2 separate regions of the Mus musculus genome follow, and region 1 is linked to region 2. Evidence: chromatin loops called from intact Hi-C (ENCODE). Cell type or tissue: heart. All regions are shown on one strand.

Region 1 (5,000 bases), 110 kb before region 2:
ACTGATTTCTTCTTATTTGTCCTCCTTCCAACAGGACCATATTATTTTACTTTGGAACTTGTTCTTATTCATCCTGTGACAACTCCTCACATATGCACACAGGGTGGTAATTGTGTCCATCTCCTGTCGTCTCAACCCCTCCACTTGGAACTCCTCTTCCTAATACCCATCCCTTCTGTTTGTACTTGATACCACACCATTTTAACAACTGTAGCTTTGTGGTAATTTTTAATATGTGTTTGGGTAAGTGCCCCCTTTCCAATGAATTCATTCAACGTCTTTCTAGAAACCGATGGCCTTTTCTAGGATATGAATACTTTTGCTTTCTTCTAAATATGTTTTGGTTGAGTATAAATTGAACTCATAAAAATTAATAATTAGATGTATTAAATGTGCATTTCCCCCATTGTAGCCACACCCATTTTGCTGAGTGAAGCTACATTTTATATAGTGCAGTGGCCAGGCCTCCTTCTGATGCATAAACAGTGTTGACCAGTGGGGTCTTGAAAAGAGGAAATCCCTATGTGGAAGAAATCTCAAGGAGGCCCAGGTATCCACCGGGCTCCATTCCTCTTTGACTATAACACAGCACACACTCACACATCGTTGTTCATTCCTTCAAGGCTTCAAATGCTCACTGTGATCTTTTATTCCATACTCAGCCACAAATGATCTCACCATTTTCCCAATGGAGCTAACCCAAATTTATCAGTAGGAGCCTCTGTTCATTGTGTCTAAGTCTCTTCCTGTTATTTATCCCTTTTGTTTGTTTGTTTTCTTTAGTGTGTGTGTGTGTGTGTGTGTGTAAGTGTGTGTATGTGAATCGCATGAAAGTTTCATTTCAATATAACACCATTGGGATATATCAGAGAGCTTGTAACGATTCAAAGAAATGGAAATATCTAGAGTTGATACTCTAAAAGTAGAGAAGAATGTTTCCTACTTCTGTCTAAGTGAGGCTATACTCATCCTGAGGAACAGCTGGCGACAAGCTTCAACATCTGTATGATATACATATGTATGACATGCTAGCAAACACTCTGTGGTGCAAGGAACAGGAAGTAACTTGAATTAACGTAATGAACAGATGAGATTTTTACTATGATGGTAAAGGAGATACTGAGGCAGCCTAAGGGCAGAGTGTCTGCTGCCCAGTTCTTGAGTTCCTTTCTCCTGTGTATAACTCTTTTATCTGTACTTGCATATGGTTCTTTTTTTGCTGTCGATTTGGAGTCGGTTCTTGGATTAAAATGACACATGGCTTCCTGTATTTGGCACCTGTTCTTCCCAATTCTATTGCCTTGAACTCCTGAGCTCCATCCTCATAGACCCTGTTGTGTGAGCACTTTTGCTACCTACTTAGCTACTCGCTGTTCTGAATCCTTGAGTTTTTGCTTTGGCGTGCCCTCAGGTTTTGCCCAGTATTTACATTCCCCTCCCTCCCTTCCTCCCTCCTTCCTCTTCTCCCTCCTTCCTTGCTTTGTTTCTATTGTCTCGGCAAATGGGCCATACCTGACATTTTTATCACAAAATGAGGTGTCTGAAACTGCTTTGATATGAAGGTAAATGGCTTTTCAAACACATATGTGTATGTGTTTATATACTATATATGTATATATATATTACACATAATATATATAATAGATTCTTCATATCATTTCCTGTCTCCTGTGTTGGGGTAGGTATGACAATAGACAGTGCAAACTGGCTTCGGTGTGGTGTCTGCTTGGAAGAGGGGGAGGGCTGGTTCGTTCAGATTTGGCAGTGCCATCCTCAGCCACAGGACAGTGAAGACACAGTCTAGTTGGCTCTCTCACTTCAGCTTCTTGGCTTCCAGCTACAGTGACTCAGCTTAGGGGTTTATAGAAGAGTGAGTCAACCCAAACTATGGAATGAAGTATGGTTCTTGCATTTAATAAGCTTAGTCATCCTGGGCATCTCCCAGTCTGTCTGTCATATCCAACCACACAGCTTTATTGTTCATTATCTGCTGTTATTATGAGGCCATGGGTTAGCTCTTGTGTGGGTCTGTAAGAGGGTGAGTTTAGTCTTCAGTACGAAACAAAATAAGATGTCTTTTGTTTGCATAATGGTGGCATCGCCATGTTCCACTTTCCTGGCATTTAGCCCGGGATTTTTTTTCTCTCTATGAAAGATAGAAAGGTTGGGTTTCTGCCACTTCTGTCATTTTAGGGGTGGGAGTGTGAGGGAAGTTACATAACACACTGTGGAAGCTGTTCTAGAAGAAATTGTCTTTGGCTGTAGGCAGGGAAAGGGGTATTTTGTGAGGTGGATGTTTTTGTTTTCAATCAGAAAATCCCTTTCCCTATGGTCACTTCTTATTACAGATAACACATCGATAACCATGCCATTTGCTGTTTGTCAGCATGCTGTCGGTCACTGAAGGTCGAAGACCAAGGTCAGTCAGAATGTATCTCTGGGCTTAGGGGATAGCTCAGTTAGCTGAGTGCTTGCCTGACAAATGTAAAGATACCAGTTTGATACCCAGAACCTGCGCTTAAAAAGCTGGGTGTGTTTGCACATTTTTAAATCCCAGGTGGATTTAAAAGCAAGCAAAGACAGGTGGATCCCTGAAGCTTGTTAGCCAACCAGCTTACTGGACTAGAGCATTTCAGGCCTGTGTGAGATTGTGTCTGGCCCCTACCTGTAGATACATTCATATGCACCCTTATACCTCTACACACACACACACACACACACACACACACACACACACACACACACACACACACACTGAGCTCTGACTAGTAGATTTCTCCCCTTTTCTCCAAGTGGGAAAAGTTTTGCAGTGCTGGCGACTTTGGAGAGAGAACTTGCTGGTTAACTAGTTGGAAGATTAATCGCTTTATTCTTTCAAGGCGCCTTCTTCCACATATGTCGACTTTTGAGCTGTTGTGGGCAACTGCTCAACTCCCAAGCTGATGAGCTTCTCATATGCTTCTCAGCCGCTGGTCTCCAGCCAAGCGTCGAATCATCTAACGGAGTGGCTGCCAGGGCCTTTTCTGTGTGATTCCCCACCACATGCCCACCCCTCCGCATTTCTGGAGACTTCTATTTCTCCTGAATATCCTTGTCTGGGAAAGATTATCTTGGCAAAGAAGCAACGGCATTGGGAAATCAGAGAGGCAGCTTCTTGGTTGATGGGCAGGGGTGGTGCCTTGCTGAATGTGGGCAGCAGCAGTGGGGAGCTTGGAGCGCCTCAGTCCGTGAGCGGTACATGTGAGCTCATTCCTTTCCTTAGATGACTTCAGCCACTTAAGGCAAAGAAGGATATCTGAGAGGCCTGAGAGGCCGGTTCCTCAAGCTGACCAGTCTTTTTCTGACAGAGCCGTGAGAACTACCCTGAGATTCAATGCATGGTGTTGGGAGCACTAAACGAACAGTTACCAACCAGGCCACGGTAGAATTACTCTTTAACCTTTGTGTGTGTGGTGTGTGTGTGTGTGTGTGTGTGTGTGTGTGTGTGTGTGTGTGTGTACCATGGCTATAGGTAAGAAGAACATCTTCAGGTGTTCTCTCCTCTCACTTTGTCCATTCTGGGGATCGTTAGGCTTGGTGGCAAGCACCTTTACTTCCTGAGCCATCTTGCCAACCAAGCCAAAAGAATTTGCATGTAGCTGGGCAGTGGTGGCACATGCCTTTAATCCCAGCACTTGGGAGGTAGAGACAGGAGGATTTCTGAGTCCGAGGCCAGCCTGGTCTACAGAGTGAGTTTCAGGACATCCAGGAGTATACAGAGAAATCCTGTCTCGAAAAACAAACGAACAAACAAAAACAAAAACAAAAAAGAATTTGCATGCAACTTGGGTATGTTAATATATAAACATGTACATATATCAATCATTTCTTGATATACTTACTTTAAAGCAACTTTTAGAATATATCTAATTTTCCCATTTATTAAAGATGGAAACCATTTGGGTACTAATGAGATGGATAGGCCTGTTTAGTTTTACACTGTTAAGTCATGGATAAACATCTGATACTGCAGGATGTGGAATATCTTAAACATTTTTCAGTTTATTAATATTTCACAATTGTCAACTGCTTAGCATGTATTTTGGCAATTTATCCTGCTACCAATCTTATTTACAATTATTCCCCAAACCAAAGCATTCACTCCTTTTAAATTTATTTATTTACCAAACACTGCTCACCTGCCTATTGAAAGGCACTGCTGCAGATGCCAGAAGCACATTTGTGAAGGCAACAGCCAAGGTCCCTTTCCTTCTAGTAGAGAGAGCTCACAGTGTTCACGGACATAATATGAACACCATGATTTCTTTAGTTGTGGGTTGCTTTAACGGAAGCTGAGACAGGAGGATCACTAGTTTAAAGTGAACCATATAGCAAGATCCTTTCAATATATAATAATCTAGAAAATAGATAGATGATGGATGAATAGATGCATAGATGGATAGTAGGAACAGATGTTATAGGTAATAAGGCGGTTGTCAAAGGTGGTGTCCCAAAGGAAGAACATTTTCCAGAGACTTGAATGTTAATCTGGTGTATGCTGAGTCTAATAATATAGCCACAAGTTGTTAGGCTTCCCCAGTCTCTCTACACACCACCCAAATCTTCTAGACTAGCCTGACTCAGGGATGTTTCCATTGCCAAAGTAGGGGAGGAGCAACACATCTCCTCAGCTTCTCTGTGACTTTGCTAGCATCATTGACTAACGCCAATCACATGGCACCATGACGTAAGATAGGAAGGACCTGGAGAAAGTAAGGGATGGAGGAACCACAGCATCATTGTCGCCAACCAACCAATATGCTGCAGTTGATTTTTGTGTTTTTGCTTTTGACCAAAATAGTAAACATGTTTTAAGACTTGCTTTCCTTCCTTTTCCACAGTAGACTACTGTTCTATGCTTGTGGATACAGTAGTTTTATGCTATTGGATATAGTCTCGACATCTTCTCCAGCTTCTCTGAGAATAAGAATGAGAGCCTTCATGGACCTCGCATCTGCAGA
Region 2 (5,000 bases):
TGCATAGTGATTTCAGAAGGAAGTTCTAAAATATACTCAATAGCTGCGTGAAGGTCAAAAACAAGTGGGAGAGGAGGGGTCTAAGGCTTGGCTTAAGGTGGCCTCACGGGCAGGAGGAAGGGATTTGGGCCAGGTTGGCCCTGGAGCTTGTATTCTGTGCTTGAGCTCATGCAGAATGTCAGGGGTTGTCAGAGCACTCTGTTAATGGCTGATCCAGGTTGTGTGGAGACAGCTTTAAAACCATAGACTATGTTCCTCCTCCCTACTCACTCATCTTCACTTGCAGGGCACCACAACTCTCCACGGCTCCTCCCACTCCATTGTTGGCTATGCAGCAGTAGATGCCATCATCACTGTCTTCCACGCTCAGAATGGTGAGGAGCTGACCATTCTCCCGGATGCTGTAGCGGGTGTCAAACAGCCTACAGGTCATGGAGCAAAAGGGTGGTCAGTGCATCCTCTGTGATACACACACACACACACAAGCACACACACAAGCACACACACATGCAAACACACGCAAACATACACATATGCAAACACTCACTCATACATACATATACACACATATACACAAACACTCACTCATACACATACATACATACATATACACACATATACACACATATATACAAACACACACATATGAACATACAAATGCACGTATGTACATACAAACATACATATGCACACATACACATCTTTGATTAATGGATTAAGAAGCTGAAAAAGCCTTAGAAGAAATGTGTGTTTGGAAAAGTTGAGTAGCCTTGCTCAAAGCCTTAGAAGAAATGTGTGTTTGGAAAAGTTGAGTAGCCTTGCTCAGTATAGTAAAATTAAGCTACTATAGTAAAATTAAGCTCAGTATAGTAAAATTCAGTTTCTCTGGGCTCCATAACCAAAGCACCACTAATTTGTACAAAACCCTTCCATGAGGTGATGGCTGCTGCTAAGAACAAGTGTAACATTTACACAGGAAAGTGTGTGCTTGTGTGTGGTTGCACGCCATTCTGAATTTACAGAGTATACAAGGCTGTCTGACCAGCAAGTCACACGGATTAGCCTGCCTCTGTCTCCCTAGGGTGAGATTGCAAATACCCACTACTATGTTCATCTTTCCTTGTGTGTGTGTACTCGGGATTGCACTCAGGTCTTGTGCTTGCAAGGAAAGACCACTACTGACTAAAGAGTGCTCCTCCAAGTCCAGAGAAATCATGGTTATTTAATTATTTATTTAATAATCATGAATATTATCACATGTTTTAATAAATGTGAATATAAGCAATGAGTTCACAGTTTATAATTAACCAAATAAAAAATTTACAGAATCTTTTCATTTTGTTGAAGCCATTAATGACCAAATAAATACCTTAAATAGAACCGCTCCAATGACCTTTGTGTTTTGAAGTTGTAGTCACTCTTTGTGATCTACAAACATGTTAATTGTATAAAAATAAAAGGCTTCAATATTCCATTTCCATTCCTGTATATAATAAGCTTTGATTATCTGTTACTACTCTTTCTGCCCCCATGTTGAGGAGCATGATAAAAAATAAAGAATCAAACACTGATATCTTGAGACTGTCAGCTGAAACATGCGTGTTAATGATAGCTACCAGAGTCTTAGAAAGAGCTAAGAGACATAGTGTGGAGATGCTGAATCATCCAAAAGAATGCCTAATTATCATTAACTGACAGTTGACTTGAAGGGACCATTGATGCAAATAACTAGTGTTACAGCCTCTGCTTGTACAGTCTAAGGCATTGCCTGGAAAACATGACCGAAAGATGGCCCTTGCCAAACAATAGCAGAGAGTTCACCTAACTCATACTTATTTAGAACTCAGATCTTGTGAACAATGGAATCACAACTAGCTAGGAAAATTCCAGACACAGTGTCAAAGATACATCTGGTGGTCTTTGGGAGTTTGTAGCAAAATTCGAGAAAGATAACTTAAAGTCCTTCTGAGACTGGCAAGCCAGCTCAGTGCTTAAATAAACTGACTGGTCTTACAGAGGACATGGTATTGGGTTTTGTTCCCTGAACTCCTAACCATCTGTAACTCCAAATCCAGGGGATTCAGCACTCTCTTCTGGACTCGTTGGCCATCATGCAAGCATGAAGTGTACATACATACATGCAGGCAAAGTACTCATACATATAAAATAAAACTAGAATAAGTCTTTCAAAGGCTGTTCATATAAGGAGAAAAGTACTGCTGGGTCAAAACATAAATGCAGGCTTCATGAGATGGAAAATTCTCAATCTATCCAAATTGCAATGGATATTAAGGATGTTTTCCAGTCTCTCGGTTGTTTGTGAGCTGTTCTGACCTGGAGCTTCTGAGAGAGCCTGCCTGGCAGAGATCCTGAAGACTATGGTACACAGTGATCCTCCACAGCATTTCAGAGTGTGTGCCGCAGCAGGAAACACATTCCAGTCAGAGGCAGCAAGAATATGTGTGTCCTGTCTCCCCTCCAGGTTCATGGGTCCCAGTCTACGGACACCAGTTTCAGTACTTGTTGTAGATGAAATGTTCACATATCCTCCAGAATATATAACAAGCCTAGTGTCAGATATGATAGGATTTGACATGTGGCTTTTGGAAAGTGATTAGGTCATGAAACTGGAACTCTTGTGAGTGGGACTAATGTCCCTATAGAAGAGAGCTAAGAGAGTGCCTTCATGACATTCCCTTGTGTGAAGAGACTGGGGGCAAAATGGGCATTTGTGAACAAAAAATGTGAGCCTCATCCTCTGACCAGATGCTGCTGGCTCCTTGAATTTGGAACTCCTCAGCCCCAGTGAGGTGGGAAGTAATTTCCTGTTGTTTATAAACCATCTAGTCTTAGCAATTCTATCATCATGGCCCATGTGCAATAAGAGCAATCAGCCTCAGTGCAAACTCCATTGCCTACTGGAAAGCCTCCGGCTCACTTTGCTTTAGATTCTTTAAGGAGTATTTTTGGTGAGATAACTATTGGAACAAAGGAAGAAAAGCAGAACCTTTATCTACCAAATGGAAAATTTATTTGTTTGATAATCTGTCTCATTTTGAAAGAAAAAAAAAGGCAGTCACCCTAGAAGTCAGACTCCTAGACACAGTTTGGGGACCTAGAGGGGAGGACTGGCTGTTCCATCAGCTCCTCTGTGTGCCCTGGGTCTTGTGCCTGCAGACTTAGAACACCGTGGTGCTTCCTAAGCTCAGAGAAATTTCAAGATTCCCATCGGGCTTTCCCCGCGTCGGATCAATCAGTGGTTTTCTCCAAACTTCAGAACTTCCACTTACAAAATGAATATATTTTCACTTTATGTATTCTAGAAGGTGACCTTTAGTACCGACAACAGTGCAGGCGCCTTTCTGTGGATAGGAACGTCCAAAGCAGAGCAGGATGAGACGGAATACTTACTTAATGAGAATTTTATTTCTGGTCCAAGAAATCTCGGGCTGAGGGTAGGATTCCACGGCACACATGAAAGTCGCTACTTCTTCAACCAAGGCATCTACAGTTTCAAGAGGCGTGGTGATGACAGGGGCTAAAAAGAGCAGAAACAACAGAGAACTTTCAAGAGTGCTTACTTGTCACCTGTCCTTTATCAGGCAGAAGCTAAGACCTACCTGAATGGGTACTACTGTTCAAAGGCCCACTGGGCATGGGAGAACCTGTCTGTATCACCAGTGCTCCAGAGGAGACACGAGGTTGTGGTTGGCCAGACAAGCTGAGTCAGCAAATAAAATATAATGGAAAACAAACCGGGCAGACAGCTCATGTCAACCTCTGACCTTTACACATGTGTCTGTGCAGATGTGCAAATACACGCCAAGCCACACAGAAACACACAAGCAAATTTTTAAAAAGAAATTAAAATGTAAATTAAAAACTATACTCATTTGGGGTGGCTATAAAGATAAAGAAAAATAACAAATGTTGGTAAGGATGTTGATAGATTAGAACCTTATGCATTGTGGGTAAGAATTAAAATGGCGGTCTCTTGGGGAAAAGAGCATGGAGGTTCCTCAGAAAGAAACAGGAAGAGAATTATGATCAACAGTTCCACTTCTGGGTCTGTATTTAAGAGAACTGAAGGCAGAGACTCAAGTACTCAAATATATGCACGTATCTATTTGTAGCAGTGCTATTCATGATAGCCAAAGGTTAAAAGCAACCTAGGTGCCCACCAACAGATGGAAAAGCAAAATTAGTATACACATGCAATGGAATATTATTTGGTAATGAAAATAAGGGAGGTGTTACATTCTATGTCATGGAGGAAACATGGAAAGAAAAGACAAAGTATAAGGAAACAAACACAGAAGATTGTGTTAATAGGATGCTATGCATAAAACATCTATAATTTAAAAACCTACAGAACAAAAAATATGTATCAATGGTCCTGGACTGGGTGGGAAGAAGGATGTCCTGCCCTATGGAGCTGTATTACATGTGGTTGTGAGCCACCCACTGTGGGTCCTGGAAACTGAACCCAAGCCCTCTAGAACAGCAGGAAGTGCTCTATACTGCTGAGCTGGGTCTCTATCTCTACAAAAAATTGATACTTTATAATCTATTACAAATGAGTGACCACACACATAGAAAGGTACATCTGAGTCCCGCCCCGCTGCGCTAACTGAATAACGTAAGGTAAGGGCACGGGTGGTTTTGTCTTCTTGCTGTGGTCTGCTGGAGTTGGTCTGCACTGCCGAGAATGAATTACTTTTTTTCGTTTTTCCAGGAATTTTGCGAGTAATTGTTATGTAGCTGTTATTGATAAGTTGCTGTTGCATAAATTTATAGTTAAGTTGTACTAATGCTTAACACTAATCCTGCTTAAGAATCAGTCACATCTAAGCTGGAGAGATGCCTTAGGTTTAGTCCCCTAAGACTTAAGTGAAACAGGGAGATACAAGAGCACATGCCTGTGACTCCTGCGTTGTTAGAGAGGCAGAGGTGGGAGAAGCCCTGAGGCACACTGGCCAGTCAGTGAGGCTGAGTGAGTA

The links. A loop is a pair of places that touch in the nucleus more often than their neighbours do. Peaks named below come from ENCODE experiments on the same cell type or tissue, not always from the same donor. Only the 100,000 strongest peaks of a DNase experiment are listed, where the experiment ranks them.
Region 1: a loop joins it to region 2, with 2.5 times the contacts of the local background. A loop is called at or near these places in 2 of 42 quality-filtered maps.

The regions. Positions count from the first base shown.
Region 1 is chr4:58,399,226-58,404,225 of GRCm38, reverse strand. No RefSeq gene overlaps it. Among named protein-coding and RNA genes, the nearest start is that of Mir3095, 39 kb to the left of the region's middle. In heart, no CTCF peak of the experiment used is centred here; a DNase peak (open chromatin) is centred at 3,075.
Region 2 is chr4:58,292,030-58,297,029 of GRCm38, reverse strand. Musk (muscle, skeletal, receptor tyrosine kinase) reads right to left here. Exons shown (of 15, transcript NM_001037129.1): 2 at 3,412-3,538; 3 at 271-422. Among named protein-coding and RNA genes, the nearest start is that of Musk, 8.6 kb to the right of the region's middle. In heart, no CTCF peak of the experiment used is centred here; no DNase peak of the experiment used is centred here.